Linked DNA regions of Homo sapiens: regions 1 and 3 are each linked to region 2. The links are chromatin loops, found by intact Hi-C in ENCODE. Cell type or tissue: heart left ventricle. All regions are shown on one strand.

Region 1 (8,000 bases), 200 kb before region 2:
GGTTTAAATAAGATAATGTACAGAAAACACTGAGCACCACATATCAATAGTAAGTGCCCAATTAATGTTATTCCTATTGTTTTAGCATTAGTATCAACCATAAATGGTTATGATTGCCGTCTTGTTTAAGAACATATCCAACGTTTGAATCTCTTTGGAAACATTGCACCAAATATTCAAACTTTTTCAAAGTGAGACATACTTCCTCATGAAGCAGCCCATCCATCATTGGACAACTTCGGCTACTGTGAAGTGCGTCTCTGTTGAAAATGAAGCCTAACTCCAGTGAACTTAGTCCTCTGCCTTGCAGCCTAATGTCTGATTTCTCTTCCTCATTATCTGAATACTGTTATCACATCCTTTTTTCCCTGCACTTTTTTTTTTTTTGAGATGGAATCTTGCTCTGTTGCCCAGGCTGGAGCGCAGTGGTGTGATCTCGGCTCACCGCAACCTCTGCCTCCCAGATTCAGGTGATTCTTGTGCCTCAGCCTCCTGAGTAGCTGGGACTACAGGTGTGTGCCACCATGCCTGGCTAGTTTTTTGTATTTTTAGTAGAGACGGGGTTTCAACATGTCAGCCAGGATTGTCTTGATCTCCTGATCTCATGAGCTGTCCAACCTCGGCCTCCCAAAGTGCTGGGATTACAGGCATGAGCCAACTACACCCAGCCTTTTTTTTGTTTTGTTTTGAGATGGAGTCTTGCTCTGTTGCCCAGGCTGGAGTGCAGTGACACGATCTGGGCTTACTGCAACCTCTGCCTCCTGGGTTCAAGTGATTCTTGTGCCTTAGCTTCCCAAGTAGCTGGGATTACAGGTACACACCACCATGCCTGGCTAATTTTCGTATTTTTAGTAGAGATGGGGTTTCGCCATGTTGGCCAGGATGGTCTCAAACTCCTGACCTCAGGTGATCCGCCTGCCTTGGCCTCCCCAAAGTGTTAGGATTACAGGCATGAGCCACTGCGCCCAGCCCCATGCTTAATTCTTTCGACCTGTCCCTGGTTGCTCTTGACAAATGTGGATGGCTGGCCATTTCCTTTTTGAGTGTGGTGTGTGACCAGCTGCTCACTCCATTGTATTTCTCTCAAGTCTAACCTCAAATGAGCTTTGTGGGGTCCACATCTGCTGGTGGCTTCTTTTACCCTACTTTTGACTAAAACCCTTTTAAGTCTTTTTCACTCCTCAGCTACAGCTCCGTTATCCTGCTCCTGTGCGATTCATTTGCCACCCCCCCCCCCACTCCAGGTGAAGACAGTGGCATATTTTCCTGTTAGAATCAGCCTATTTCCATGCCTTCCAAGATGTTTTGGATCTTGATTCTGTCCCACTAAATGTTAGTCTCTCAACATTCAGTAACCAGCAAATTTGGTAAAGAGGGACCTTTATGACTTCCTACGGGTAACATGATGAAAGTTTTGGACAAGACATAGCAGAGGAGCCCTTCCTTGTGAGGGCCCAGCTCTGATATTCAGAGCCTCAGAGTCGCCACCTCCCACAGGCTGCCTTCCCCGCTGTGCACTGTCTGTGAGGCATGTTCTGCCTAGCCTAGGCCTTCACAGCAGGGGGCAAGGGGGATGTCAACAGTGCTTGGAAACAGCGAGAGGGACGGGGTCTGGGGTTGCATGGGGGATGTTGAAGCAGAGAATAGAAGGGCAAAAAAAAAAGTCAGCAAAATAAGGATGGTAAGGAAGGAAAAAACCAGTTAGGACAGTAATTGGGTAAGTTAGAAAGAGAGGAAGGAGTAAATGTTGGAGGAAGTAGGTAGAAATTAACAAAGAATTTTCAAAATGGACAACAAACCAATGTAACAAAGATGGCAAGATGGAAATAGTCAGGGGCATTGAATGAGGCAAAACCCTAAGGGCAAGAAGAGACTAAAAGGCCACCAGACCGAGAAGTTCTCCAGGCCACCCTGTGGCCACGGGGATTGTTGAGTTGTGGGGTTTCATGCTGGTTACTGGAGCAGCTGAAAGCAGCCTCAGAGGAAAGAGCTTCCCAAGATGCATTTTGATTCTAAGAATATTGGTTTCACGGTAGGATGTTTTCATGTCTTGAGAATCTTTAGACACAGGAAATGTACATATCAGGCTTTGCGGAATACATCTGCCTGGAAAGGGCAAGATGGATTTAAAATACTTTGTGAAAACCAACCATGATCCCATTGTGTTTTGAAGCTCCAGGTTTATGAGCCGTAACTCAGCAGAAGCCTAGCATGAGAACAACTCATCTGAAGCTCCAACATTTGGGGAATGCAACCTTTCGACAGACATTTGCTGAATGGATAGGAGACTCCTGAAAGCAGAATTCTGCACATTCTGTGGACCAGCCCTGACTACGGAGAGCAGGTGTTAGCCAGTATCCATGCGCAGTGCCTCTTAGTCTTACCTGTCTGCTGCCTTACGCAAGCATGGAGCTTAATATGCTAGCTGTGTTCTCCTAACCTCAGATATCTGTAAAACCAGCCACAGTAAGATAACATGGTAGAGCACAAAATGCTTAGAAGAGATTTATTTGAAGCAATGCTTCCCAGAAGTTTTTCAATGCAGCTTATGGCGAGAAACACATTTTACATCTCTACTCAGTACGCAGCCACTCATACTCAACTGAAACATCTTCTGAAACAATATTTCACTTCACTCTCTGCAATACAGAAAATACCAGATCGTATTGTATGTTATTTCATTGTTTTAAAATCCTGAGCCTAGCTTGCTAATAGATTACAACTCAGTTTGAAAAGCACAGGCTAAGGGGCTTCAAATAGGGGTGACACATTGAACACACACATTTATCACCTCTCCCTTCACAGATCTCATTAAAATGATAATAAAGGAACAAAATGGCAGAAATCCACAAGGACAAACAGCAAACAAGAGGGACATCAGCAGATAGGCAACCTCAACAAGTATATCACAATGAGTGACACACCCCCTATAACAGCCAATTTTGATGGTCCTCCCATAGCTCTTGCCTTATTCTTTGTAATAGGATTCAGATTGTTTAAAATCCCCATATTCTACCGCAAAGTCATGTTATCAGGAAAGACCAACCCTAACCCCAGTTCCATGGAGTAAAGATTAATTAATCTAAACTCTATTAATTGTATTCCCTTTATCTGGTGATAAGTTTAAGAGCTGATCCCTTAATTTTGGACATGGGAGCACAAGAGAAACTCACTCAAGACTGGGATTAATTGTAGGAAATATTTCACAGTTTCCACAAGTCAGAAGAGCTAATCCCAACCCTCTGTATCTGGAACATACACTGCTGCCATTTTCTGCCCATGAAGGGAAATACCCAAGGTACTCTGGCAGAACAGATTTTTGAAAACTTGAGTCCCTGATGATGTAAGTCAGCCACAATGTTAATCAACCCCAGAGCCACCTTATTTCTAGACTTATTATGCAAGATAAAAAAAATCAACTTGCAGTATGAACCACTTTTAGTTGGGTTTTATTTCGGCAAACATATGCCAAGGCACAGCATAAAATTCCACAAGGGACAAATCAATGAGCCCAGAACTTCCAATGAGGGGGACAACTAAGTCATATACACAATAACTAGAATGTAAATGGTATTGAACTTCAAGCACAACATTGGATGCTAGAAAAAAAGAATGCCTTCAAAGTTTTAAAAGAAAACACTTTTCTACCTTGAATTCTGCAATCAACCATACCATTGATCAAGAACAAAAGTAGATAGAATTATCCTTAGACATGCAAGGACGAAAATTTACCTTCCATATGCCTTCTAGGAGCTAATAGTTGATGGGTTTCAGGAAAAGAAAGGAATATAAATGAAAATAAGGGAAGAGAAGGGACCTAGGAACCAGTGAGTCCAGTCAGCAGGGTGGAAGAGCTGACAGCTACACTGTGCAGTCCACACAAGAGTAGAAGGGGAAGACATCCAGGGAAAAATTACATAGACTTAACAGAGTAGAAATATGGCAGATCTAGTGGCAAAGTGATCATCAGAAAGAAATCAAATATGCTGTACTGTATAACGAATTACCCTGAGACTTTCAGACTTAAAATAAGCATTTATTATCTTCTATTTTCTGAGCATGAGGCATCTGGGAGCAGCTTAGCTGGGTAGTTTCAGCTCAGGATCTCTTCTGAGGTTGTCAAGATGTCAGCTGGGGCTCCAGTCAGCTGAGAGCATGACCAGAACCGTAGAATCAGCCTCCACCATGGCTGACTCATGTTGCAGTTGGCAGAAGGCCTCAGTTCCTTGCTGGCTGTGGGCAACAGGCCTCAGCTGCCTGCCACATGGACCTGTTCAGAGGGCTGCTCAAGTGGCCTAACATGGCAGCTGGTTTTCCCCAAAGCAATCCATGAGAAAGTTCGTGGGGGGGGGCTGTAATGCCTTTTATGACCTAGTCTCAGAAGTCACATGTCATTATTTCTGCCATGTTCTATTTGTTAGAAGCAATTCACTAAGTACAGCCCACTTATAAGGCAAGGGAAATAGGGCTCTGCATTTTATAAGAATATTGAATTTTTGACATGTTTTTAAACTATTACACATATGCATATAAAAGTAGCATGTAAGTTAATAAGTGTGGCAAAGAGATAACTTCAAGGGAAACAAAATCTAAAGAAAAAATGTAATCCTAATGCACCACGCAGATTTGCTATTAACAATATCGACATAGTTTTGGTGTTATAAAGTGATTATTGATGTAATTAAAAGCAACTATAGGCCAAGCCCAGTGGCTCATGCCTGGAATCCCAGCACTTTGGGAGGTGGGCGGATCACCTGAGGTCAGGAGTTTGAGACTAGCCAAGATGGTGAAACCCTGTCTCTACTAAAAATACAAAAATTAGCTGGGCATGGTGGTGGGTGCCTGTAATCTCAGCCACTTGGGAGGCTGAGGCAGGAGAATTGCTTGATCCCGGAAGGAGGCAGCTGCAGTGAGCTGAGATCATGCCACTGTACTCCAGCCTGAATGACAGACTTAAACAAAAAACTATGCAGCTATATAAAGAGGGATGAGGAAAGATAAGAGCATAAGGGAGCCAACTTTTCATTAACTCTGAGGAAGCCAATTGATATTACCTGTAATTGATAAATCAAAAAACTATGATCAAGACAGTCTTGCACTGGCAAAATAGGTCAATGACCATATTTGTTCATTGAAAAAATAGAAAACCCAGACAGACCTCACCCAAATATAATCAACTGATCTTTGACAAAGGGGAAAGGATAGTCTTTTCAGTAAATGGTGCTGAAACAACTGGACATCCACATGCAAAAGAATCTAGTCACAGACTATATCCTTCACAAAAATTAATTTAAAATGGATCATAGATGCAAATGTTAAACCTAAAACTAAGACTCCTAGCAGGTCACATAGGAAAGCATCTAGATGACCCCTGGGTTTGGGAATGACTTTTTAGACAACACCAAAGAAATGATTAAAGAATTGATAAATTGGACTTTATTAAAATTAAAAACTTCTGCTCTGTGAAAGGCACTGTCATGAAAATAAGAAAAGCCACAGATTGGAGAAAATATTTGCAAGAGATAAATCTGATAAAGGACTGTTATTCAAAATATATAAAAAGTCTTAAAACTCAATAAGGAAACAACTTAATTAAAAATGGGCAAAAGATCTGAACAGATACCTCACAAAAGACATACAGCTGGCAAATAAGCATATGAAAAGATGCTCCACATCATATATCATTAGAGAATTGCGAATTAAAACGAGATACTGCTACACACTTATTAGAATGGCCAAATCTAGAATACCGTCAACACCAAATGTTGGCAAGGATGTGGAGCATCAGGAACTCCCATTCATTGCTGTGTGAATGCCAAATAGTAGTTTGGAAGACAGTTTGGCAGTTTCTTACAAAGCAACTACTTTTGCAATATACTCCAGAATTTGTACTCCTTGGTATTTACTCAAATGAGTTAAAAACATGTCCACACAAAACCCTGCACATACCCTTCACTGCTTCCATGTTGTAGCAACCAATGAATAAAATTGCTAGAAACAATGTCCTTCAATAGGTGAATGGATAAACCATCGTGCATCAAGACAGTGGAATATTATCCAGTACTAAAAAACGCAATATGGAAGCCATGAAGACATGGAAGAAACTTAAATGCATATTGCTAAGTAAACAAAGCCAATCTGAAAAGGCTACACATGCTGTATGAGTCCAACTATGTGACATGCTGGAAAAGACAACTATGGAGACAGGAAGATGATCAGTGGTTGCCAGGAGTTAGAGGGGAGGGAAGGATGACTAGGTGGAGAACAGAGGATTTTTAGGGCAATGAAACTGTATATTACAGTGATGGATTCATGGCATAATACATTTGTCTAAACCCATAGAATGTACAACACCAAGAGTAAACGCTAATACAAACTGTGAACTTTGGGTGAAAATGATGTGTTAATGTCAGTTCATCAGCTGTTACAAATGGACCACGCCGGTACAGGATGTTGATGGAAGCAACCGTTTAGGGGTGGGGGCAGGCATATGGGAACTCTGTACTTTCTGTTCAGTTATGCTGTGAGCCTAAAACTGCTCTAAAAACAAAGCCTAATAAGAAAAATCACACGCTAGGTCTGGTCTATCAGCATAGTTCTTCTGCCTCCCACTGCCAACCAGTCCCACCTGCCTCCTTTCCTGGCCCTTCCTCACTGCCAGGTCTTGTTTCAGCGCATGGATTACCAGAAGGAAAAATGCTCCCACCGGCCTCTCTCTGTATCAAAACACAGGAGTGAAATAAACCAGCTTTTCAATAAAGAGGCTGGGGTGGGAGGGGCTAGAGAAAGGATGACTTGCTCATGACCCCCAGATCCTCTGACCCATCAGCCCATAATCTCACCTGCCTTACAGTCTTGACCTCTCCCCTAATTCCCACGTACTTTCTTCCTTCCCCCATCTTGATGGCACTGATGGAAGAAACTCTGGACCACTTGCGCCAGGGACACCAAGTCTGCATCCTTAGCCTTGATCGGGCCATGGTGATGAGACAGTCCTCTCCCAGCCCCATTCAGCTCCCTCTCAGCCCCCACAACAGTTCAGCCTCAGATTTTTTCCTGGAGCCTCATGGCTCCCTCGTCATCCTGCACAATAGGAAGCCTTGCCCCCTACTAAACAGGGAAAGGTGAGCTGGCCAGTCATGAATGCCCTGAGCTCTGCAACTCACCCCTGCCCTGCCTCCTGCTCGCTCCTGCCTTCACTGGCCTGACACTGCTGTGCAGACCTCATTCTCCTCTCTGCGCTAGCATCCCCTCCCTGTTCTCTTCACCCTCTCTCCAGGTGTGCCCTTCGTCGTACCCATCACAATTCTCTCCAGGGAAAAGCAAAACCATAATGAAGACAACAAAAATACTCTCCCAGGGATAGCAGGAATTGCACCAAACGGCTTCCTTGCCAGGGCTTTAGCGGGTTTTGACTGGGCACTGAGGGTGGCGAGTCCCTAGGTTTGAATTGCAAAGGCACAGGTGCAGCTGTCGAGCAGAAGAGTGGGTGGTTAAAAAGTGGGCAGATCTCTTGGTTTGTTACTCCAACCCCTTTCTGGCATATATAACCCCCTCCAGACACACCGCTGGAGACTTGAGCCTTCGTGAAGTAAATACCATTATAAACCCCTGCCTCCGAGCAAAACAGCAGAAAACCTTACACACAGAAACTAGCGATCAGATTCCTCCAGCAGCTTTGGCATTCCCTCTAACTTCTGCCCCTCTTTGCCAAATTTTCTAAAAGTACTTTCACTGTCCTACTTACTAACCTCCTGTAGGCTGGTGTTGGGACCCACCACATGTCCATTAACCAGCTCTTATCACACTGGTTACTGCTGAATTTCCAAGTCTAATGGACACTTCTATTGTGTCTTAATAACCTCTGCGGGGCACTGACTCATCACTCTTCCTCCTGGAAATTTCTTCTCCCCTGGCTTCCATGACCCTCTGGCCTGGTTCTCCACCACCACCCCACCCTCACCCAGTCTTTCCCTCTCAATCTGCTTTCTAAGCTCGTT
Region 2 (8,000 bases):
GCCCACTAGATGGAAGGGCCTTGGGCAAATGACTGGCCCTGATTTTTAAGCCACGTTCCTTCCAGTGGAAAATAATTTCACTAACCTAGAAAGGTATTCCGAATTTATTAACTAAAATATTAGTTTTTCAAGTGTGCACCTCAGGATTGGATTAGGGAAGGAGGCTGAGGTGGCAAAGATAGATGCAGGAAGTACGAGGAGGCTGTTGTGATAATTCAGAGGTGAAGGTGGCTTGGACCAGTGCACTGAGGATAAAGAGAATTCGGATTAGGTGGGTTACAGATCATTGACATTTTCATATAGAATTAGGTTAAAAACCTTATTTGGGCTCAGGGACACTTTTTTTTTCAGTCAATTTGGTTAGCATGAGTCAGACCTTTGGTCAACATTTAACTGACCAAATCCAGTTTCAGGACCTAAGAATTCAATGGTTCCACTGGGAAAAAGCCCCAGGAAGGCTCTGCCTGTCGTAGACAACAGAAGTCTCCCTTACATTCCATTTCACATGTCTATATAGGTATATATGTACACACACACACGGATGTATCGTAAAAGCCACAGAAGATTCACGTAAAATGTTTATGGACCCTGGATATACCTCACAGAAGAGTTTTCTGAATTAAGACTTCACAGAGGCAGTTGAACAAGAAGAAACATGAGCTTTGAAGTCAGAGAGACGTGCCTATTACTAGCTCCGTGACTAGCGAAGATAAGTTACTCAGCCTCTCAGCCTTAGTGTCCTCATAGGTAAAATGGACACAGGATCTACCATATGGCTATTGTAAGATAAAGTACCTAGAAACAGGCCAAGCATGTTGGCTCACACCTGTAATCCCAGCACTTTGGGAGGCCAAGGCAGGCGGATCACCTGAGGTCAGGAGTTCAAGACGAGACTGGCCAACAGGGCAAAACCCTGTCTCTACTAAAAATACAAAAATTAGCCAGGTGTGGTGGCGTGGGCCTGTAATTCCAGCTACTCGGGAGGCTGAGGCAGGAGAATGACTTAAACCTGGGAAGCAGAGGTTACAGTGAGCAGAGATTGTACCACTGCACTCCAGCCTGGGTGGCAGAGCGAGACTCCATCTCAAAAATAATAATAATAATAAAGTACTTAGAAACATAATAGGTCATCAACAAATAGTAGTTGCTGTTTGATTCATTTTGTTGGCTAAAAATAAAAAAATTATTTTGTGATTATTTGCACTCTACCTGCCCTCCTCTCTCTCCTGCTCCTGACCCACTTAGAGAAAGCATTAGGACCACCATCCTTTCCCCATTCTCTACCTTCCCCTCCCCTCTGCTTTGTCTATGTGGACACGGGGGTGAATCTGGGTCTCTTCACATGGGTTTCTGACAGGTGGTCCACTATAGAGGGAGATGGCCAGTAGGAGAGAAGAAAAGGGATTCACAAGGTCCTGCAAAATCACCAAGAACTGGGAAAGATTCCATGTATCCCTTTCCTGCCACAGCCCAGATGGCAGTACTGTGACTTCCCTGTCCTTGACAGCAGTTCACCCATGACGCATGCCCATCTGATTTGTGGCCAGGTGCAGGGAACACACAGAAGAGGCCACTGACCCTCCCATCTGTCCTCCATTCTTGCCTCCAGACCCCTGGAGAATCAAAAACCATGGCCTCCAGGCTGTGAGGAAGATGAGCGCATCTCAGCCCAGGTGCTCCTCAGCAAGACGCAGGCTCAACGCTAAGAAAAACTGGCGTCCTCAACTCCTCCTGTCTTTAGGTTTTCTTAGGGGATATAAGATAGGACTCAGACCCACGTGCCTCAATATAAAATGTAAATTACCATTGGTCAATGGTTCCTCCATGTTAATCCTGGATAGAGGAATAGACCCAAACATGTGAAACCCTGGCCCTTAGAAGGAATAAAGCTTTGCACAGAGAACCATGACACAGAAAATGGGTCCCTGCCCAGAAGAGCTTACAGACTAATACCTATAAGGGCAGAAGCAAAACAGGTTTTCCCCATACGGCATGTTGTTGAGATCTTGCTCTTAATGGTATAAATCTTTGTAAATCCTCCAGATTGAAAGATGAATTGAGGGAAGCGTGGTGTGTATAGCAGAAGGCATTTCAGCCGGCCTGTGGATAATGTGACAAGCCCAGGGACTCATGACCCGAGTAACCATGTGGAGGGTCCTGCCAGGAGGGGCAGGTGCTACTACTGCTGAAGACTGTCCCTCCAGACTGTCCTCTCTGACACTGGCCACTAAGCCCAGGCAGTCGCCCAGCCCACGGCCCACCTCCATGCATCTGTCTCTATTTCCCAAGAAGAGTGTGCCAGATGCCAACTGGGTTATGCTGAGACTGAGCTTGACTTGTCTTGTTCCCAGTGCCCAACACCAAACTGGGCACACACAGTCCGTGCTCAGTATTGATGGCATGAAAAAAATGAATTAACTAATGCACTTGAGAAAACAGCCCCCAAGCCTAACCTTAAACCCTAACCTAACCCTAACCCTTCTTTTTGAACTTTCATTACAGGACAAACATGAGAAGCATCCTTGGTCACTTTTACAAATGAGTATCTTCATTACATCACACTCTAAACATGATCACTGAGTCATAGTTCGTTCAAGTTGGAAGGAATCTCAGATATCTGCTAGCCTGGCCATTTCCTTTAACACGAGAAATGTGATCAATTCCACCAGGCAGCGAATGTCTTAACTACTTGCCGACACAGGACCTTAGTAACCTGAAGACAAATAATGTCCACAAGGCAGCATAAGGACCTCCCAAAATCTGGCCAGACCTGAGGGTGTTCATTAGAAGACCTTTACATTGTAAATCTCTATTTCATTGTAAACTCTACAAGATTTGGAAGTATATTCATGTGTGGGAACCAAATCAGCTAGAATTGTTTTTCAAATTATTAAGGTATACTCACAGCAAGCAATTCTTTTAAATTTAGCTGTCACTGAGGAACTGTTATATGCAAGACTCTCCAAAGGTACTCTAGAGGGATGCAAAGGTGAGTTCAATATCGCTGCCCCCAGAGGCTCCTGATTGTATGCAGGCCAGACAAACATGTACCAACGATCCTGATACAAGGCAGACCACAGCACCTGCTGCAATAGAGAAACAAGGTTCAGAGGGAAAAATAACTTCAAGGACTTGGGCCCAGCAGCTGAAAAGGGAAGGAAGTACCTAGTCCTTGAGAGGCGGGTGGAAATCCAACAGGTACGTGGAAGAAGGCAAAGGCATACCGCATGAAGGAATCAGCATTAGCTAAAGCAAGGGATAAATGGGAATCATTTTTTAAAATTTTACACCAACTGTATGTTGGACACTTTAGAAGTATAAATTCATTTATACTCACAACAACCAAATAAATTAGGTATCACTGCTTCCATTTTTCAGAGGAGGGAACTGGACTTCGGAAAGATTAAAAATGTATCAAATGAGGGTCAGGAGTATATAACGCATACGGGGCAAAGCCCAGATGTGAACCCCTGCAAGGCTGACTCCAATGCCAGGACTTTCTCCACTTCGCCGGCTGCCTCCCTGGGAGGGGGAGATGGCAAGGCATAGTTTAGGGACATTAGCTCCGTGTGGCTAGTTCATGGGGACAGGGGAACTCGGATGGTAAGGGGTTGAGAAAATGAGGAAGATGACAGAGAAAGGAGGGAGGCAGGAGGAAAACAAGATAAGAGCTTTGCTGCTGGTTGTTTTGTAAGATGAAGGAAACTAGAGAAAGTCTCAAGATTCAGGGCTCAGAGGAAAAGGAGGTTTAAGATGAGAAGAAGTGACAGCTGAGCAGGATCGCAGAGAAAGAAGAGAGACCAGGCACCGTGGCTCACGCCTGTAGTCCCAGCTACTCAGGAGGCTGGGGCAGGAGGATCATTTGAGCCTGGGAGGTCAAGGCTGCAGAGAGCTATGATTGCACCACTTCACTCCAGCCTGGGTGACAGTGAGACCCTGTCTCAAAAATAAAAATAAATAAATAAATAAAGAGAAGGTTAGCAGCAAGGGTGGGGGCTTTAGCCTTAGAAAGAATAAGGAACATTTCTCCCCCAAAACAAAATGAAAGAAAAAGAGAATGAGAAATTATCCCCATTAAAAAAAAAAAAAAGTCAGCAATCTCCGTAGTGGGGAGGGGTGGTTTGCTTAGCCAATGCAGTGAAGAGGTCTGTTCTGGAGAGGGGAACGAGCAGGGTCAGTTAGGGCTGGAGGAGAGTGGAAAAGATTTGGAGCAGCTGTCCTGGGAATCTGATAGGGAGCTAAAAACGGAGTCAGAGGACCATGCCTGAAGGCACTGGGAGCGTCCCCAGCAGGACTGGGCAGGGCGTCCAATTACTTTCGGGGCACAAATCTCTTCAGTGGAATTCAGCACTTTGGGATCAGGAGTAGATGAAAGGATTGCCCAGGGAGACACAGGGGAAGGTCAAGAGGGTAAGAAAAGGGAGGTGCTTTTGAGAACTTTGCCAAATCATTTCACCACAAAGGGAGGGAGGGAGGGAACAGATGCAACCAGGACGGGTCCACAGTGCCAAACACAAGGAGGGGCTCCAGGGGCCGCGATAAAGGCGAAGAAGAGGCTTAGCAGGAACGAGTGAGTGGGACCCATGGAAGGACGGGGTGGTGGCTACAAAGCCATTTCCGAGATGGCCATCCGGAGGGTGGAGCCTCCTACGGGGTGTGGCTATGCAGAGTGGCAGAGACGCTGAGGGAAGGGGGTCACTGGGCTTGAAGGGGTCAGGTCAGCCAGGGAGAAGTAGGACCGAGGATCACAACCCTGAAGCCCTGCAGAGGAGGGTAGCAGGGGTGGGGCAGAATGAGGACCAGGCGCCGTGCGGAAGCCACCCACCAAGCTCACACAAGGGATGTGGCTGAACATGTGCTGGGCAAACACTAGAGGGTGAGAGTGGGGCTGACTTAGTAAAAGGGACATGTGGCTTGATTTTTAGTGAAATACCATAGTGTCACAACTAGTGCTGTCTCTGCCCCACGCCAAAAGGAAAAGTCAAGTGAAATAGGCTGGGTAGAATTCCCCCAGGGTAGGCAAAATGCTAGGAATCTGTACAGAGAGGGAGGCCAGAGGGAGTGAAGAAGGCACAGGGCACGGTATGGCGCACGGACGTCCTGGGTGGAAACCTACTAAGGCTGAGCTCTTGAGATTTAGAAAGTGTCTTCTTTGACCCTATGCCTTAAACAAAGCCAGCCCAGCCATCTATCCTGTGTCCAGAACTAACAGTAGAGGGCCTGTAGGTATCTCGACCCCTCCTCACAGCAGAAGCCCGATACTCACCCCTAGGCAGGTGTCTTTTTTTTTTTTTTGAGCGGCGTCTCGCTCTGTCGCCCAGGCTGGAGTGCAGTGGCGCGATCTTGGCTCACTGCAAGTTCCGCCTCCCAGGTTCACGCCATTCTCCTGCCTCTGCCTCCCGAGTAGCTGGGACTACAGGTGCCCACCACCACGCCCACCTAATTTTTTGTATTTTTAGTAGAGATGGGGTTTCACCGTTTTAGCCAGGATGGTCTCGATCTCCTGACCTCCTGATCCGCCCGCCTCGGCCTCCCAAAGTGCTGGGATTACAGGCGTGAGCCACCGCGCCCGGCCTAGGCAGGCGTCTTAACTGGCTCCTCTCCAATGCCTGCACGGGCCAGGTTCCAACCCCAGCCCCCGTGTTCACCCCTCAATTTGAGAACAGGTTTGACTCCACCTCATTTGACCTTGGTCTTCTCTTTTTTTCTTTTTTTTTTTTTTGAGACAAGGCCTTCCTCTGTTGCCTAGGCTGCAGTGCCGTGGTGCAATCATGGCTCACTACAGCCTTCAACTTCTGAGTTCAAGGGATCCTCCACCCTCAGCCTCCCCCAAGTTGCCAGGGCTACGGTTGCTCCCCGCTAAACCTGGCTAATTTTTTTTATTTTTTGTAGAGATGGGCTGTCACTGTGTTGCCCAAGCGATCTCAAACTCCTGGGCTCAAGCGATCCTCCCACCTCAGCCTCCCAAATTGCTGGGATTACAGGCTTGAGCCTCCATGCTCAGCCTAGTACTCTCTTGGACACAGTTTTAGACTCAATGATAGCCTCCACCACCATCCCCTGCCAGGCCTTGCCCACTTCAAGACAGCATTTCATAACAACTAACATTTAGCACTGCTCAGTACATGCAAGGCATGGGCTAGAAAAGGCCTTGAAAGTCCTTCCGTTCCATTCCGATTCCTCCTATAACCTTTCCACCAAAAACTGACGCAATGCTGCTAGAACATCCCAGAGCCTGGGAAGTCACTCCTCCTGACACTGTCCATCTCACTGCAGAGTGAATGAATGGCTCTGCTGGAAACTCTTCGCTACTGAATCCTTGTTCTTTCCTCCACAGTCATGCAGAACAAGCGTCATTTCTTTCCCATCTGATAGGAATCTGAAGATGACCATCCTATCTCAACAAAGCCTCCTCCTTTCCAGGAGAAATACACCTCCAGGTCTTTACACTTCTGCTCGTGAGACACATCCTCAGGTTCTGTCCCCTGCCTGTTCCTCTTGCCCAAGTCCCTCTTAAGATGTGCTCCCTGGCATCACACACGGCAAACACTTAGAGCACTGACTGTGCCAGCCACTTTCCAAGCCCGTAGCACATATTAACTTATTTAATCCTCATACTAATGCTATATGCTATTGGTACCGTTATGATTTGCATTTTACAGATGAGGAAACTGTGGCAGACGTGGAAAATAACTGGGCCAAGACTAGTACCAGTGGCAGAGATGAGAATCGAGTCCAGGCAATCTGGATGCACTCAGAAGCCCCATGCTGACCCTCAAGCTTGGCAGCCATTGGAATCACCCTGGGGAGTTCTAGAAACTCCCGAGCCTGGGATCCACCCCTAGAGATTCTGATTTGACTGCACCATGTATCATCTGGGCATCTGAACTTTTAAAATCCATCCAGGTGCTTCAAGTGAGCAGTCAAGAATGAGAACGACTGCTCTCTGCTGTCAAGCTAACACATTCCCAGGGCAGTCTGGCTGGGGCAGAGTAGGGTTGCATTAGAGAGGAGTGATGGAAATTTCCAGGCTTCCCTGGAAGAGGCTAATGCAGGGACAGGCTCAGACACGGGTGACAAGAGCCAGCCTTGCAAGAGCGCTAAATAAACAGTGACTCGGGTGGTACGAGTCTAGAGGCTTTCTCAAAAAAGGAAAGTAAGAAAAAGAAGACACAGAATCCTCCCCTTATAGGATACTTGGCTTCAAGGGCTTCCTCTGGAAAGGACTTCCCCTGGTCACAAAGCCCACCTTGGGCACAGAGCCATCGCTTCCTCAGTCAGCAGCTGCCCGTCCAGTACCATCAGCACAGCTTCCTGATCGCCTTCCAAAGGCTAGAGGTGGATGCAGCAGGGGTGCCAGCCCTTCCCATCCCACCCTCTCCTCTTTCCTGGTTCTGTGAATTAGAACAAGAAAGCACAGGGGCCAGTGGCTCCACAGGCTGAGGACAGGGCCTCTCCCATTCCCAATCGAACACAGTCTCCAGCCCTGCCTTCAAAGGGTATCTGAACTTGGGCCATCCCATGGTACCACTCTTCACTTTCCTATCTCTCTGCTGATATTCCCTCTTGAGCCTAAGCTTGGGTTATTGCTGTTTTTTTTTATTTTTTGTTAGTTATTATTTTTAGAGATGGGGGTCTCACTGTGTTGCGCAGGCTGGTCTCAAACTCCTGGCCTTAAGTGATCCTCCCACCTCAGCCTCCCAAAGTGCTAGGATTACTGGCATGAGCCACCATGCCTGGCCAGGGTATTGTTTTTAAAGCACAAGGGTCTTTATCAGTTAAAGAGAAGCCAATCAGATATTCTCTGGTTGTGCTGGAAACTTCTGCATCTTTCAGTTCCTTGAACTCGCTCTCAGCCATCTGGGCCACAGTGTCAGGGCACAGGGTGAGGCTCTGACCTTGAACAGCTCCACGAAGGCTCAGTAGCCCTTTCCTCCTTTTCACCATCCCCCTCTGCCATCCCTGGAAACCCAGACAGCCATGGCAACCTGAGCATGAAT
Region 3 (8,000 bases), 310 kb after region 2:
CTTGGCTCCCTAGGCTTCTGTGAGGCGCTGTCTCCAAAACTTTGAAAAAAGTCTTGAGTGTACACATGTTAAACATTGACTCTGCAGCCACCCTGCAAACAAAGGTGTTATTCGGAGAAGATGTTCTGTGGGGTATTTTTGTTTTTTCTAGTTTTTTGCTTTTGTACAGACAAGGTCTCACCATGTTACCCAGGCTGTTCTCGAACTCCTCAGCTTTGCAAAGTATTGGGATTTTAGGCGTGAGCCACGGTGCCTGGCCGTTTTGTGTTTTTGAGTACAGTGTTAAAATCTAGCTGAGTTCCAGCCAGAAGCATTGAGCAGCATCTGGTTTTGGACTGCATTTAAACAAACTGTCTACACCTTGAATGCTGGCCTCCTCCTACCCCCTCAGCAGATTACTGTACTGTCTCTACTTTGTCTCAAAACACGTGTTCTCCAGTCCTCCCAGTCCTCAAAGGGGCAGCAAGAAGCAGATCCGGTGTTCAGTGTCCAACGAGGGGTATACCTGCTGGCTGCTGGCAAGGAGCATGTGGCCTCAGCCTTTTCTTGCTCCCGGCTCAGGTTCCAGGAACTGTGTTTGATGAGGAAGCTGGCAGGGCTGTCATTTTTCATACCCCCTGGCACAGTCTCCACACACACCTGCCTTTCCTCCTTCCTTCCACTCCTCTCCAGCTCTCTCCCAGACCATACTTTCCTGCTGATGAGGACAGTTCCTGGTTCCTTACCTTTCTCTACCTAAACGCGCCACTCCATAGGAGACAAGAGTGCACTGTTCCTGCCTTTACCCCTCGGGAGCATCTCGTGTGTTTTTAGGCCACAGGTGGAGGAGAGGGTGCCAGGAAACACAGCCAGTCTGTTCTAGCCTCTGTCCTCATTTTCTTCCCCCTTCCCTTTGCTCCAGTTCCTTGTCCCACAGTGATGGGCTTGGGACTATGGGGTGTCCATTCCGGGCTTCCCTGGCTTGCTTACTTTCTCATGGGTGCTTTGAGCGCCTTTTTTGAGCCGGCTCAGGCTTTCCCCCCACACCCTTTCCTCCCTGCTTCTATCTGGCAGTGAGGGTCAGAGCTTCGGTCAGTGAGTCATCCAAACCTGGGTGTGGAAAGCACCTGGGACACCACTTGTATTTGGCTCCTTTTAGCTTTCTTAAAAGACAGCTTTGGCCGTTTGTACCCAGTCCTGTGTACACTTCTGCCAAATACAGAGAGAAAATACCAAAAGAAAGAAACCTGCCTGCAGGGGTGGAGGAGCAATGGAGAGAAGGCTGGGCTGCTCAGGCTGTCATCTTGTTACAAAAAGAAAAGCAACTGCAAGGTTTTCTATGCTAGTTAGACCCCACCTTTCTAACCCTGATTGTCTTTGAAAAATGAACAGAAATGTTTTCAGTTCTGTTTTTTTTTTTTTTTATCTTGGAGGCCAAGGCCCCAATCTCCTCATCAAACTATTCTCACTGTTCACTCTTCTCTTGCCCCAATGTCCTTCTTCGTTTCTTGACTGTTCTGGGAGAGTAAACACTGGCTAATTTTTTTTGTTTGTTTTTGGAGGTTTTTTTTTTTTTTTTTTTTTTTTTGAGACAAGCTCTCACCCTGTCACCCAAGCTAGAGTGCCTGTGTGCACCCTGGCTAGAGTACAGTGGCATGATCACAGCTCACTGCAGCCTTGAACTCCTGGCTGAGTTCAAGTGATCCTCCTGCCTCAGCTTCCCAAGTAGCTGGGACTACAAGTGCACATCACCATGCCTGGCTAATTTTTTTATTTTTTGAGACAAATTCTTGCTCTGTAGCTCAGGCTGGAGTGCAGTGGCGTGATCTTGGCTCACCACAACCTCTGCCTCCCGGGTTCAAGCGATTCTCCTGCCTCAGCCTCCAGAGTAGCTGGGATTACAGGTGCGCGCCACTGCACCCAACTAATTTTTTGTATTTTTAGTAGAGACAGGGTTTCACCACATTGGCCAGGCTGGTCTTGAACTCCCGATCTCAGGTAATCCACCAGCCTCGACCTCCCAAAGTGCTAGGATTACAGGTGTGAGCCTCCGTGCCGGCCTTTTTTTTTTATTATTATTTGTTATAGAGACAAGGTCTCACTGTGTTGCCCAAGTTGGTCTTAAACTCCTGGGCTCAAGCGATCCACCTCCGTTGGCCTCCCAAAGTGCTGGGATTATAGGCATGAGCCACTCTGCCCAGCTGGCTGATGGTTTAAGCGCTCGCGTTGGGGCTTGCAGAATGCTGTAGGTCCTGAGTGCGCAGGTAACTCACTGTGGTTACAGGTGCTTTTACAAATCCCCTTCTAAAGCAGTTATTCGTGGCAGCTACCAAATAAATAGAATCATTTGCTACTTTCTATATAGATGGCTGGCCAACAAGTGTTTTTGAAACCTGCGTTATTATAAAATACTAAACGGGCCCGTTTTCCTGCATCCCTGCAATCCAGAGAGCCCACCACTATGTAAAAATGTCAGACTTACGCAGTGAAATGTGAGCTTCTAATGACTCATGTGAGTTGTTATGTCACTTTGGGAGCCTTTGTAGTTTGATGCAATACTTTCACATCATGGATTGTTTTCTGAATTTAGCATTAATAGGGACCTTCTCATGGGGACGTCAGCCTGGCAGTCCTAACCAACTGTAAAGGTGACGCACTTACCAGTGTGAAAATTACAGAGTAAACCATGTGACAGGGGGGAGCGAGAAGCCGATTGTTTTCTTTGAAATCAAGAATCCTATCATAGTAGCTTCTTACTTGTTTTCCTCTTGGCCCAGTTCTTTTCTCAATCTGGCCAGACTCAGAGAAGCAGCAGTGTTACCTTTTGACAATAAAATGTTAAAAGTACTTTATTTTTACTTGAAATTATTAAATACTGTGTTCAATTTTAAATGAAAAACAATAAGTAATTTTTTTCATTTTATTTTATTTTTGAGACAGAGTCTGTCTGTCGCCCAGGCTAGAGTGCAGTGGCACAATCTCTGCTCACTGCCACCTCCGCCTCCCAGGCTCAAGCAATCCTCCCACCTCAGCCTCCCCAGTAGCTGGGATTAAGGTGTGCACCACCATGCCTAGCTAATTTTTGTATTTTTAGTAGAGATGGGGTTTCACCGTATTGGCCAGGCTGGTCTTGAACTCCTGGCCTCAAGTGATCTGCTCACCTTGGCCTCCCACAGTGTTGGGATTACAGGCGTGAGCCACCGCACATGACCACAAGAAGTAATTTGGAAGACGCACCATGAACACTGACATACTGTACAACTAGTCACACTTTTTTTTTTTAATGTGGATGTTTTAAAAATAAATTTTGCAGAAAACACCTGCAGAATGATATGAGGAGACCCTGAAAACAGTCAGTGGGGTTCTCCACTTTTGTTCAGGTTGCCTTGTGGAGCTACTCAGAAGCACACAGGCCGGATTTCTGGGTGTCTGATTCTGCCCTTTCCGGGTTTCTAATTCTGTTGTCTTTGATTGTTGCATCTTTATTCTTAAAAGCGCCTGAGGAGATTTGTAAGCATCATCTTAAAGGGTCTTTTAGCTCAGGAGGGAATCAATGTCCCCTGTCTCTGATTATTACTCCTGATGTGAAATTGTGGCCATGCTGTCATGGGGGCGGTGCCAGGTCCACACCTTCAGGCTCTGTATGAATGGCGCCCCCTGGAGTCGTGTGACACAGCCAGTGCCGGTTAAGGCTAGTCCCTCCTTCCCCTGGGAAAACACGTGGCCCCTCTGGCTGGTCCCCAGGTGCCAGGCCCTTGCTGTGCATTCACAGGGGAGTGCGTGGCCTTGGGCACCTGCACTAGTTCAGGCTTCTATCGACATTAATCTAACGCCAGAGGCCCCTGTGATCTGTGTTTCCAGGGAGCTGTGTTTAATTGTGGCAATCCTAGGGTTATGAGACAAAAGTACTGGGCCCCAGCTCTGAAGTCATGTTGGTTAACACACAAAACCTTTTACCCTGTAACATTAGCAACTGGGACCTTGGACTCCAGCAACTTGGGGGAAAGGGAGGAATTCAGTGATACACAAGTGATGCACCACCAACTTCCGCCTCCTGAAGGCCCCTGATCCCCTCCCTCCTCCTCTCTTTTCCTCTCCACCTCCTTTTTCCCTTGTGCTTTCTTTCTCCCTCACATGCATCCGCACAAACCCAGGACAAGTTGTAGAGGAGCTTCTATTGCATTTTGAAACATGATGTTTACAGCACAAAAGGAATCCAAGTAAAAGGAGAGGGTAGGCAGACCAAAGCAGGAGGGGACTGTGCCTCTCTCAGTGGCTCACCCATCTGTGCGTTTGGGATGGGTCTAGGGGCGAGGCAGGGCTGCCAAAATGTCCTCTTCACATGCACATCTGTTGAGTGGAGCACATGATCAAATGCAGACATAGTTACGTATTGGTCACTCATTTGCAACCAAGCTTGGAGCAGGGGGAACAAAGAACCTTTAATGAGAAGATCTCCTGACTGTTGCCACCTAGGACCACAGTGAACTTGAACAGAGGTCACTGCAGGATGTCTCGGCAAGTCAGACAGGAGTTGTCCTGGGAAGTCAGAACTCACTGCTCCCGTTCCCCTGTGGGAGGGACACAGCCACCAAGGCCAGGAAGGGGGACTGGCCACCCTGGCTGGGGGCTGTCCCTGACTTCTTCTCTTCATGGGCCCCCAAAGATACCCAGGGGTTCCCCATTGGATTTCCTAGTGTCCATATTACGGTGTCCTTGCCACACTAGAACTCGTTAGAGGGCGTCTTTCTCTTTGTGATAGAATATAGGTGTTTTCTTGCTGTGCTCTAAAATCTCTTCATTCGCTTTTTTTTGTTGTCGTTAATATTTTAATTGTAATACCGTTGTTTTACTTTAAATGTATATTTTTCAGTTTCATTTATTTTAGTATTTTGAGGACAAAAATTCATATTCCATTCAACTTAGGAAAAGGGAGAATGATCATTTTAGTCATTGATGGTTTTTTTTTTTCTAATGTGTTTTGTTAATTTTCTTGAAGGGATGGAGGAGGGGGGAACAACTGCCAATGATCCCAGGAGAATAAACAAAAGCGACTTTTCTATTTCATTGCAGTAGAAAGCCAGATAAATATATATTTTTTTTCCTGCTTCAGGTCAGAAACCCTTCCCTTGTCAAAAATGCGATGCCTTCTTTTCTACCAAATCTAACTGTGAACGCCACCAGTTGCGCAAACACGGAGTTACCACCTGTTCCCTGAGAAGAAACGGGCTTATCCCCCAGTCAAAAGAGAGTGATGTTGGATCCCATGATAGCACAGGTAGTGCCGCCAGGTGAACAAGAACCCAGGAAGAGGGAGAGAGAGGAGTTCGGTTAAGAATTGTAGCAAACTCCAGTCCGAGCTGTGGAGGGGCTGCTTGTTCACTTCTCTGTAGGATTCAGAGCCCACAGCCTGTTAATAGAAAGGCAGGCCCTGCTGATGATTGGGAGGGAGTATAACTCCTGGGTCAGATCGCCTAGACAGACAGCAGAAAACAGTGACAGTGCCCCTCGGTGACTCTCGGGGCTGCTAGGGAAGATCTGTCACCCTCTTGGCAGAAGAGGCCTTTGTTCCCGATGTTGGGAGGTGGGATGTATGGGAAGGCTTACAACTTTAGCCCTGGGTATGAACTCATCTAAAGGGGATGTGAAACCTAAAGGTTTGGGGAGCCTTAGCCGCTGCAGCCTCCTCGGGAGCAGGCCTGGGCTCCCTGGGATATCAGGGTATTGTAGGAACGAGGGGTGCGGTGTTCTTCTTTTCAATAACTCTCTTCCCGGTGTAAGACTGTCCTTGTTTGAAAAAGCACTGTGCATGTCCTTTCTTTAATCACATCTCTGCTTGACCTGAATCCGGGTATTATTCTCCTGTGCTGATGTGTGCTTCCTCCCTCCAGCACCCACAGAGCAATTAACGGCTGCCCGATACGTCTTGTGCCACCTTGTTTCCCTTATAGTTTCTGAATTTACTCATGTCCTCTATCAGTACACTCCATCCGCTCGGACTGCTGGGGTTCTCCATCCTCACCCCCAAGAGCAAACAAAACGAAAGCCAGCCTGCTGCAGGCCACTTAGATATCCCGCCAGTTGGCACTGATTAGTAACAGGGACAGCATCATGGTGCTGGGTCCAGTTTTGCAAGTCTTGAAAACCTGACACTATCTTGTGGCTGCGAAGAGATCCCCCCAGCTGTGTTTTTTTAGGGTTGTATTTGCGTCCTGTGGCTTCTATTCCTCAGACTAGGGTGGAGATGGGGTGCCCTGTAGTTACGAGGCACCCCTGCCTCAGGAGTCAGTGTGGAAGAGGGTTGGGCATTAATCTTAGCCCCTTGTCCTTACCTTGGTTACAGGGGTACAGGGTGTATCTGAAGTGGAGAGGCCACCCTTTGCCCATCTCTACGCCTCCCACTGAGCCCTAGTGAAACCAACTGTGAGTGCTCTTGACTGCCCAACCGCCAGTCTAGATCAGATCCTCTGAGGGTATGAAAGGGTAAGCTGGTTTGTTCACTGCTTCCCCAGCTTCCACTTCCACATAACTCACCAGTATCTTTGAGTGAAGAAAGATGTGGGTGCCCACGGAATCTTAGCCTAACTTGGACCCCTGTGAGCCAAAGATGACCTGGAGTTCAGCCCACTGGAAGCGCACACCAGTGCTGGCAGGCACGCGTTTGCTGCAGACCATCCTGTTAATGTTTAACCATCAGCCGCCACATTACCTGTTAGTCTGGAACATTTTCTTTCATCCTGGTTTAGAAAGCTGCCCTGTGATCTTCCCATAGTGGTTCCACAGTAGCGAAAGCAGCCGGTAACTGAGGGAGCTGAGGGGGAGCCCTTGGGTTTCCATGTTTACAAATAAGTCTTAGTAACTCCGTGCTGGATGTGCATTTTGCATTCAGCTTCTTTATCATAAGGGAGGAACAAAGACTGGGGCTCCTGCTGACATCTGCAGACACAAAGCTGAGTCGGAATTTGTGGTCTTAGCTTCGGTTCAGCACCAAGTGTATTTATAAGTTTGCAGTCATAGGTTTTGTTGTCCAAATCCCAACAAAGCCCTTTCCCACCTCCACCCCACCCCGGAAGTTATATAGGGTTCCTTGAAGGGACAAAGCCTCTAGAAAAAGAAAAGTCACTGAAAGTTGTAATGTGAAACCAGCAAAGAGAAAATACATGTTTGGTTTAGTTGTGGTCACAGTCCATGGTGAGAAAAGGGACTGAGATTTAAGTGGGAGGGAAAAGTTTAGGGAGGCAGAGTTTAGTGATTTCAAGGAGGATTTTAAAATGCAGATGAGCATGATGGACATGGGGTGAAGCCTTCATTCTGGGTTCCCCCCCCCCAGTGAAGTTTAAAAAGTGAGGCTTTGAAGGAAGACCACTTAAAAAAAAGGGGGGGGGGGAAGGAAATGACCAAGGAGGTCCTTGAGGGGTTTTCTAGGCTTGTATGCCTAGGTGGCATTTTCTTAAAATTCCTACACATGTTTTATAATGTAGGTCTGACATTTTTCAGTCTCATAAAGTCCCCCAAAAGAATGCTAAAAATGCCACAGTGGGGGCAGTTCTCCCTTAAAGGTCCATTTTGAATATTCAAATTTCAACTGAAATTCTTCATTCACTGTCCTGGACAGAGAGGCAGCCTGGCCCCCTCTGCCCTTGAGGGATATGCCCTTGGTCCTTCCTCCGATGATGCCCCGTCTTTGTGTTTGTAGGCACCTACATAGGGCTGTTTTTAATTCGTATAAACATGAAAGTGTTTAAGCTCTCCCTTAATGGTGGCCGCCTTTACCAGCCCAGAAGTCCCACATGTCAGCATGGACTACACCTCAGGAAACCCTCTCCATCCTCAGATGCTTTGGGTGGAGTGCAGACACAGCAGCTTCCCCTGCAAAGGCACCCCTGCCAGGTCAGATAATTACTTAGGTTGGTAGTCTGTCACAGTGGTTGAGGCTCATTTAATTTTTAGGAAGCAATAGATCTTTAATTGTTGAGCTGACTAGGGCTGTCTCCACAGTCCTGTAGGAGGAGCTGCGGGTT

What was found. Hi-C counts contacts between places; a loop is a spot of excess contacts. Peaks named below come from ENCODE experiments on the same cell type or tissue, not always from the same donor. Only the 100,000 strongest peaks of a DNase experiment are listed, where the experiment ranks them.
Region 1: it touches region 2 in a loop (4-fold over the local background); 12 of 110 quality-filtered maps call a loop at or near these places.
Region 3: a loop joins it to region 2, with 2.9 times the contacts of the local background. A loop is called at or near these places in 22 of 110 quality-filtered maps.

Annotation. Positions count from the first base shown.
Region 1 is chr6:6,726,823-6,734,822 of GRCh38, forward strand. The region is part of intron 2 of LOC101928004 (a long non-coding RNA gene); the gene reads right to left. LOC101928047 (a long non-coding RNA gene) reads left to right here. Exons shown (of 6, transcript XR_001743949.2): 6 at 2,174-6,569. Among named protein-coding and RNA genes, the nearest start is that of LY86-AS1, 110 kb to the left of the region's middle. In heart left ventricle, no CTCF peak of the experiment used is centred here; a DNase peak (open chromatin) is centred at 4,245; H3K27ac peaks cover 1,379 bases.
Region 2 is chr6:6,923,386-6,931,385 of GRCh38, forward strand. No RefSeq gene overlaps it. Among named protein-coding and RNA genes, the nearest start is that of LINC03055, 42 kb to the left of the region's middle. In heart left ventricle, a CTCF peak has its summit at 4,853; DNase peaks (open chromatin) are centred at 4,266 and 4,666; H3K4me3 peaks cover 892 bases; H3K27ac peaks cover 1,466 bases.
Region 3 is chr6:7,235,346-7,243,345 of GRCh38, forward strand. RREB1 (ras responsive element binding protein 1) reads left to right here. Exons shown (of 13, transcript NM_001003699.4): 11 at 5,093-5,257. Among named protein-coding and RNA genes, the nearest start is that of SSR1, 74 kb to the right of the region's middle. RefSeq lists enhancers at 779-878, 1,159-1,258. In heart left ventricle, CTCF peaks have their summits at 3,647 (motif pointing left) and 3,848; a DNase peak (open chromatin) is centred at 3,646; H3K27ac peaks cover 789 bases.